2 separate regions of the Homo sapiens genome follow, and region 2 is linked to region 1. Evidence: read pairs that join two places in POLR2A ChIA-PET (ENCODE). Cell type or tissue: HepG2. All regions are shown on one strand. Links, peaks and the distances in the headings refer to the core of each region. The heading gives the core; the rest is flanking DNA.

The links. Peaks named below come from ENCODE experiments on the same cell type or tissue, not always from the same donor. Only the 100,000 strongest peaks of a DNase experiment are listed, where the experiment ranks them.
Region 2: POLR2A ChIA-PET joins it to region 1 with 6 read pairs; 3 of 35 experiments call an interaction of 5 or more read pairs at or near these places.

What each region holds. Positions count from the first base shown.
Region 1 is chr19:7,254,874-7,259,257 of GRCh38, forward strand. All of the region lies in intron 2 of INSR (insulin receptor), which reads right to left. Among named protein-coding and RNA genes, the nearest start is that of INSR, 37 kb to the right of the region's middle. RefSeq lists an enhancer at 2,516-3,378. In HepG2, for the core only: no CTCF peak of the experiment used is centred there; a DNase peak (open chromatin) is centred at 2,478.
Region 2 is chr19:7,387,096-7,391,479 of GRCh38, forward strand. The region is part of intron 10 of ARHGEF18 (Rho/Rac guanine nucleotide exchange factor 18); the gene reads left to right. It overlaps ARHGEF18-AS1 (ARHGEF18 antisense RNA 1), which reads right to left. Exons shown (of 2, transcript NR_186326.1): 2 at 1,045-3,625. Among named protein-coding and RNA genes, the nearest start is that of ARHGEF18-AS1, 5.8 kb to the right of the region's middle. RefSeq lists an enhancer at 439-598. In HepG2, for the core only: no CTCF peak of the experiment used is centred there; no DNase peak of the experiment used is centred there.

The DNA of each region.
Region 1 (4,384 bases), core at 316-4,315:
TCAGGCCAGTCACCAAGTTAGCAGACAGCCAAAGGGAAAGCCGCCTTTCCATTACGATGGATTTTAACTCTACCCGCCTTCTTCCCAAAAGGATTGGGCCAAAAGGTCAGTTTCAACTGATAGCCCTCAGCCTCCCCCGGCCCCCCTCCCCGGTCCCCGCACCCACCCGCTCCAGGAAGCCAGGCAATGGTGGGAATTGTAAATTCGTTATCTTCACCACTCAAGATTTAGACAGCATCATCTCTGGGGCAGCCAAGTGACCACACGGTCAACTGGTCTACCATCTTTCAGCGCAGCCTTGAACCCACCAAAACACTTTCTGCCCACCCATCAGCTTATCTAACCTGATAGTTACTTTGACTTCCTCCCTGACTCAGCAAGGACTTCGGGGACGCAACAAAAAGCCTGGCTCAGCAAGGCTGTCCACTCAGTATTGGTGGAAACAGCCCCTCCTAAACACAGCCCCTGTGTGACCTTCATGACGGCATTGGAGCCCATAAGGACCCTGCACTGGTCCAAGCCTCCCTTCCCGGCATGAGGCACCCTCTTCACTCTTGCCCACAAAACGCCTCTTGGCCTTCTCTTTGCCATTTCATCCACCCGAATACCCTTCCCTCTCACCCTGTCTTTTCTTTTTTTTTTTTTTTCTTGTCTTGTCTTTTCTCTTTCTTTCTTTCTTTCTTTCCTTCCTTCCTTCCTTCTGTTTTTGTTTGTTTGTTTTTGAGACAGGGTCTCACTCTGTTACCCAGGCTGGGGTACAGTGGTGTAATCATAGCTCATTGCAGCCTCAAAGTCCCAGGCTCAAGCGATCCTCCCACCTCAGACTCCTGAGTAGCTGGGACTATAGGCACACAGCACCATGCTTGGCTAATTTTTTAAAATTTTTTGTAGAGATGGGGTCTTGCTATGTTGCCCAGGCTGAGCTCGAATTCTAGGTTCAAGTGATCCTCCTGCCTCGGCCTCCCAAAGTGCTGGGTTTACAGGTATGACCCACCACACCCAACCTCATCTTCTTTCTTTGTGATCCTTGCCACCCAAACCAAAGCACATCTCTGCCACTCCAATCTGGAACAATCTCTCCTCTTTTACAAAGGCCAACGGCAATTCATCTTCAACCCCCGGAAGAGGAGCCGGGAGCCCAGAAACATACTCTCTAGGGTACTTGTTCTTTCCTGCTCTACAAAATCCAATCATCTCCAAAGTGAAAAGTTTGTTTAAAAAATTTCAATCAAATTTTTAAAATTTATTTTATTTTAAAATAAAATAAAAATGAATAAATAAGGGCTGGGCATGGCGGCTCACGCCTGTAATCCCAGCGCTTTGGGAGGCCAAAGTGGGAGGATCACCTGAGGTCAGGAGTTCGAGACCACCCTGGCCAACATAGTGAAACCCTGTCTCTACTAAAAATACAAAAAAAACACAACAATTAGCCGGGTGTGGTGGTGGGCGCCTGTAGTCCCAGCTACTTGGGAGGCTGAGGCAGGAGAATCACTTGAACCCGGGAGGCAGGGGTTGCAGTGAGCCGAGATTGCGCCACTGCACTTCAGCCTGGGCAACAGAGCAAGACTCCATCTCACTAAATAAATAAATAAATAATTCCAATCCTGGCTGGCACAGTGGCTCACACCTATAATATAATGCAACAGTTTGGGAGGTTGAAGCAGGTGGATTGCTTGGGCCCAGCAGTTCAAGACCAGCCTGGGTAACGTGGTGAAACCCCATGTCTACAAAAAATACAAAAATTAGCCAGCATGGTGGTGCGTGCCTGGAATTCCAGCTACTCAGGAGGCGGAAGTAAGCCAAGATTGCGCCACTGCACCCCAGCCTGGACAACAGAGTTGAGACCCTTGTCTCAAAAAGAAAAAACAAGAAAAAAAAATGCCAATCATCTGAGTGAAAAATGAATTACAACTACTGTGGAATTTTTTTCAGTACAGTTTTTTTTGTTTGTTTCTCTCCTAGATTTTTTTTTTAAAGATCTTTGACAACATAAAAGGGAAGAAAGACGAATGAGAGATTCAAGTGGGCCATCATTCACGTTACATGCTCTACCCTACCTTTTTTTTTTTTTTTTTTTTTCTTTTTTTGAGATGGAGTCTCGCTGTGACACCCAGGCTGGAGTGCAGTGGCACAATCTCGGCTCACTGCAACCTCCGCCTCCTGGGTTCAAGCGATTCTCCTGTCTCAGTCTCCCAAGCAGCTGGGATTACAGGTGCCCACCACCATACCCAGCTAATTTTTGTATTTTTAGTAGAGACGGGGTTTCACTATGTTGGCCCAGGGTGGTCTCGAACTCCTGACCTCAGTTGATCCACCCACCTTGGCTTCCCAAAGTGCTGGGATTACAGGCCTGAGCCACCGTGCCCGGCCTCCCCCACCTTATCTTTTTCTTTTTGTTGGATCCCCGTGTGCAGGCGTTACACTTTCCTGTCTTCTGTATGGACGACAGTGACATCGCCACAAGGGAATTTATCAATATTCCCTGTTATCTAGAGAACATCATGATTTCCAGGTGCTCTGCTCCAAACACGTCTAGAAGCACGGGTTCGATGACTCACTCGAAGGGGAAAGGCGGGGTGGGAGGAGGGAGGAGGGTGGAGTGGGGGCCTTGCCTTGTACATATACTGCCCTCCTCCACCCAAACAGAGAGCTCCAAAAAAAAAAAAAAAAAATGCTAATCATCTGAGTGAAAAATGAATTACAACTACTGTGGAATTTTTTTCAGTACAGTGCTCTACCCCACATTTTTTTTTCTTTTTTTCTTTTTTGAGACAGAGTCTCAAAAAGTAAGGAAGGAAGGAAGAAAGGAAGGAGGGAAGAAAGAAAAGGAAAGAAAGGAAGGAAAGAGGGAAGGAAGGAAGGAAGTACCAGCAAAGGGCAGCTGGGCTGTATGGCCTCAGGCCGTGGTGCTCCCAAGTCCCACTGAAACAGCCTCTATCCCTGAATGCTGAATGTCCAGCTCATATATAGACAGAGTCTCACCCTGTCACCCAGGCTGGAGTGCAGTGGCGCAATCTCCACTCATTGCAACTTCCGCCTCCCAGGTTCAAGTGATTCTCCTGCCTCAGCCTCCTGAGTAGCTGGGATTACAGGTGCCCGCCACCACGCTCAGCTAATGTTTGTACATTTTTTAGTAGAGATGGGGTTTCTCCATGTTGGCCAGGGTGGTCTTGAACTCCTGGCCTCGAGTGATCTGCCCGCTTCGGCCTCCCAAGGTGCTGGGATTACAGGCATGAGCCACCATGCCCGGCCAAAAATGTGAAAAAGCATTCTTAAGCCAGGCAAGCACAGTGGCTCACGCCTATAGTCCCAGCACTTTGGGAGGCCAAGAAAGGAGGATTGCTTGAACCCAATTGTTTGAGACCAGCCTGGGCAACATAGCAAGACCCCATCTCTACTAAAAAAATAAAAAGAAATTAGCTGGGCGTGGTGGTGCCTGCCTGTGGTTCCAGCTACTGAGGAGGCTGACTGAGGTGGCAGTGGCCTATGATCACCCCACTGCACTCCAGCCCAGGCGACAGAGTGAGACCCCATCTCTAAAAATAAAAATAAAATAAAAAATTCTTAGCTCATAGGTCATACAAAAATAGCAGCTGGCGGACTGGATTTGGCCCACAGGTCGTAGTTTGCTGATCACTGGGCAAAGGCCTTACGTCAGACAAGTCTGAAGTCAAACCATTCCCCAGCTAGGTCTCCTAGAGCAAGTCTCATAATTCCTAGCCATGCCTCAGTTCCCTCTTCTGTAAAATGAGGATAACAAACCCTCATAGGCTGTGATGGGATCCCCTAAGGCATTGCTTAGCACATAGTAAGTGCTCAGTAAACACTAGCTATTGATGAGTGTTAAGGATGTCATTGTCAACTGTGAGCCAGGTACTATGACAGGTGCTTGAGATACAACAAAGTCCCTGCCTTCAGGAGAGCTTAGTCTGATAGGAGAGGCCCTAAGTCAAGACAGAATGAGAAGGCTGATAAGAAGAGGCAACACACATGTTGGCAGGGGCAAATTCTAGATTTCCTCTCCAGTTTCTTTTCCTTCTTTCCTTCCTTCCTTCCCTCCTTCCTTTCCTTCTTCCTTCCTTCCTTCCCTCCTTCCTTTTTTTCTTTCCTCCTTCCTTCCTTCACTCCTTCTTTCATTTCTCCTTCCCTCCTTTCCTTCCCTCCTTCCTTCCTTTCTTTCTTCCTTCCTTTCTCCTTCCCTCCTTCTTTCCTTCCCGCCTTCCCTCCTTCCTTCCTTCCTTTCTTTCCTTTTATTTCTTCCCTCCTTCCTTTTTTCCTTCCTTTTCTTTTCTTTCTTCCCTCCTTCCTTCCTTCCCTCCTTCCTTCCTTTCTTTTTACAGTTTCCTGCATTTCACCAACTTCCCGCAATGACATCTATAAGACA
Region 2 (4,384 bases), core at 152-4,151, 130 kb after region 1:
TTTTCTAAGCCAGGGACTGGCAAACTGCAGTCCATCACCTGTTTTTGTTGTTGTTGTTGTTTGTTTGTTTGTTTTGAGATGGAGTCTCACTCTGTTGCCCAGGCTGGAGTACGGTGGCGCGATCTCAGCTCACTGCAAGCTCTGCCTTCCTGGTTCATGCCATTCTCCTGCCTCAGCCTTCCAAGTAGCTGGGACTACAGGTGCCCGCCACCATGCCCGGCTAATTTTTTGTATTTTTAGTAGAGACGGGGTTTCACCGTGTTAACCAGGATAATCTCGATCTCCTGACCTCGTGATCTGCCCGTCTCGGTCTCCCAAAGTGCTGGGATTATAGGCGTGAGCCACCGCGCCCAGCGCTGTTTTTTGTTTTTTGAGTTTTTTTGTTTGTTTGCATACGCTGAAAGCTAAGAATGGGGTGGGTTTTTTACATTTGTAAATGGTTGAAAACAAATATTTGGTGACACACAACCATTCTATGAAATTTGCATTTTACAGTCTGCAAATAAGGTTTTGTGGCAGGACAGCTCGCCTGTTCATTTATGTATCACCTTCGGTGGTTCCCAAGCTACATCTTTGCTTTTGGTTTTGTTCTGAGACAGAATCTCGCTCTGTCGCCCACGCCAGAGTGCAGTGGCGTGATGTCGGCTCACTGGAGACTCCGCCTCCCAGGTTCAAGCGATTCTCACGCCTCAGCCTCCCGAGTGGCTGGGATTACAGGTACCTGCCACCATGCCTGGCTAATTTTTTTTAGTAGAGACGGGGTTTCACCATGTTAGCCAGGCTGGTCTCAAACTCCTGACCTCAAGTGATACACCCACCTCAGCCTCCCAAAGTGCTGAGATTATAGGCATGAGCCACCGTGTCTGGCTCAAGCTACATTTCTGGTTGGCAGAGTTGAGTTTGCAGCATTACAAAGCAAGTTTGCCAACCCCTGAACGAGGTTATCTGGTAGCAAGCAAGGTGAGTGGCTTATCATGTCCTGCAAATCAATAAACCCCTTACAAAAAAATGACCTTGAGCAATGAGAGTTCCAACAGCGTCTAATTTCCTGAATGTCACTTTATAATCACAGAAAACTTTGCACAAATAATAACAATGGTTAGCATTACCGTATGGAGCACTTACACTATCCCAAGCACTGTAAGTGCTTTATTTTGTTTTTATTTAGATTTTTTAAAAATAGAGACAAGGTCTTGCTATGTTGTCCAGGCTGGTCTCGAACTCCTGGCCTCAGGTGATCCTCCCACCTATGCCTCCCAAAGTGCTGGGATTACTGGTATGAACTACTGAGCCCGGTCTGTAAGTGCTCTAAACCGATTTCCTCATTCAGCTTTGTAACTCTGTAGACACTAGCACTTTCTCTCTTTCACAGATGAGGAAACTGAGGCCCAGAGAAGTTAAGTTTTTGCTCAAGTCAGGGTTTGAACTCACAGCCTGAGCCCCCGATCACCAATCCATTGGCATATGATGCCCTTTTATTTTTATTTTTATTTATTTATTTTCAGATGGAGTTTTGCTCTGTCACCCAGGCTGGAGAGCAGTTGGCACCATCCCAGCTCACTGCAACCTCCGCCTCCCAGGTTCAAGCCATTCTCCTGCCTCAGCCTCCTGAGTAGCTGGGATTGCAGGCATGCGCCACCACGCCTGGCTAATTTTTGTATTTTTAGTAGAGATGGGGTTTCACCATGTTGGCCAGGCTGGTCTCAAACTCCTGACCTCAGGTGATCCACCCCCCTCAGCCTTCCAAAATGCTAGGATTACAGGCATGAGCCACCGCGCCTGGCCTGCCCTTTGATTTTTAAAAAATATACTTTTAATTTTATATTTACAGGAAAGTACAAAGAAAGCAGAGAGAGTCCCTTTAAGCCCTCCTTCCCAGCTTCTCCTCATGTTATTTTTAATTTTTTTGAGACAGAGTCTCACTCTGTTGCCCAGGCTGGAGTGCGGTGGCACGATCACAGCTTACTGCAGCCTCGACTTCTTGGGCTCAAGAGATCCTCCCACTTCAGCCTCCCGAGTAGCAGGGACTACAGTCTCGTAGCACCACACCAGGCTAATTTTTTTTTTTTTTTTGAGACAGAGTCTCGCTCTGTTGCCCAGGCTGGGGTGCAGTGGCGTGATCTTGGTTCACTACAACCTCTGCCTCCTGGGCTCAAGCAATCCTCCCACCCTAGCCTCCCAAGTAGCTGGGACTAGAAGTGCATGCCATCATACCAGGATAATTTTTTTTTTTTTTTTTTTTTTTGTAGAAACAGGGTTTTGTCACATTGCCCAAGTTGGTCTTGAACTCCTGGGCTCAAGCGATCCACCCACCTCAGCCTCCCAAAGTGCTGGGATTACAGGTGTGAGCCACTGCATCCACCCTACATTTTCTTCCTTCCTTCCTTCCTTCTTCCTTCCTCCCTTCCTTCCTTCCTTCCTTTCTTTCTTTCTTATTTACTTATTTTTTTTTTTTTGAGATGGAGTCTTGCTGTGTCACCCAGGCTGGAGTGCAGTGGCACAATCTTGGCTCACTGCAACCTCCACCTCCTGGGTTCAAGCTACTCTCCTGTCTCAGCCTCCCGAGTAGCTGGGATTACAGGCGTATGCCACCATGCCTGGCTAATTTTTTGTATTTTTAGTAGAGACAGGGTTTCGCCGTGTTGGCCAGGCTGGTCTCGAACTCCTGGCCTCAAGCGATCCGCCCACGAGTCGTGACATCCAGCCCACTCTCAGGGTGGTGGGAATTAAGCTCTTTCTCCTGGAGACATCATTTGATTTTGATTTGCAGGACAACCCTTTGAGGTCAAGAAAGATTTGAGTTTGTGTGAAAGAAATGATGTGGGGCCGGGCGCGGAAGCTCACTCCTGTAATCTCAGCGCTTTGGGAGGCTGAGGCAGGAGGATCCCTTGAGTTCAGGAGTCTGGGCAATATAGTGAGACCCTCGTCTCTACAAAAAAAATGTTTAAAAGTTAGCCAGGTGTGGTGGCACTCGCCTATAATCCTAGCTACTCGGGAGGCTGAGGTGGCAGCATTGCTTGAGCCCAGGTGTTCAAAGCTACAGTTAGCTATGATTTGCCACTGCCCTCTAGCCTGTGCCACAGAGCAAGACCCTGTTCCTAAAAAGAAAAAAGAAATAATGTGGGTAAAGGCTGGGCGTGGTGGCTTACACCTGTAATCCCAGCACTTTGGGAGACCAAGGTGGGAGGATCACTTGAGGTCAGGAGTTTGAGACCAGCCTGGCCAACATGGTAAGACCCCATCTCCATTAAAAACACAAAACAATTAGCGGGGCATGGTGGCACATGCCTGTAATCGCAGTTACTCAGGAGGCTCAGGTGGGAGGATCCCTTGAACCCAAGAGGTGGAGGTTGCAGTGAGGCAAGATTGCGCCACTGCACTTCAGCCTGGGTGACAGAGCGAGACTCTGTATCAAAAAAAAAAAAAAAAGAAAAAAGAAAAGAAAAGAAAAGAAAGAAAAATGATGTGGGTAGCACTCACTTAGCATGATGTCTGGTACACACGGGCAATGGTATCTTGTATCATCATCATCATCCTCTTCATTTTTTGTTATTGTCATTTAAAGTCTTTCAGCCAGTAAGCGGCAAAGCTAGCATTTAAATCATAGACGCTTGCCTCTGCAAAGCTGCAAAAACAAATAAAAATAATAATAAATCACAGACCAAGCCAGGTGTGGTGGCTTACGCCTGTAATCCTAGCACTTTGGGAGGCCGAGGAGGGAAGATCACGAGGTCAAGAGAGGGAGACCATCCTGGCCAACATGGTGAAACACCGTCTCTACTAAAAATACAAAAATTAGCTGGGTGTGGTGGCGCCTGCCTGTAGTCCCAGCTACTTGGGAGACTGAGGCAGGAGAATCACTTGAACCCGGGAAGCAGAGGTTGCAGTGAGCTGAGATCACACCACTGCACTCCAGCCCGTTGACAGAGTGAGACTCTGTCTCAAAAAAATAAATAAATAAAATAAAAATAAAAAAATAAATCACAGACCCTAACCCTGTTCTCTGACAACAAACCCCTCCCCACCTGTGTCAGGAGGCATGAAGGGGCCAAAACACCCATGTCTCATTCCCAGCAGGCTGAGAAAAGTCCTCCCAAGGTATAACTCCCCACAGGCCTACCTGCTTTTAAAGGTATTCAAAGTCAACGTGACAGTCTGTCCCGTTTCCTCCCGTCCGTGGGACAGACGGAGGAAACAGCCTCACAGTAAGTTAAACAAACAGAACAGAGAATGAGTCATACTCCAGGTAATTAGAGAAGGTGGGTCTCCACGATAAAGTTGGGATGCTTTTCAGAGAACAGACACCACGCCAGACAGTCCTGTTCCTGGCCTTGACCTTTGAGGCTGTTTATAATTCAACCCCACCTATCCCTCCACGCTTCTC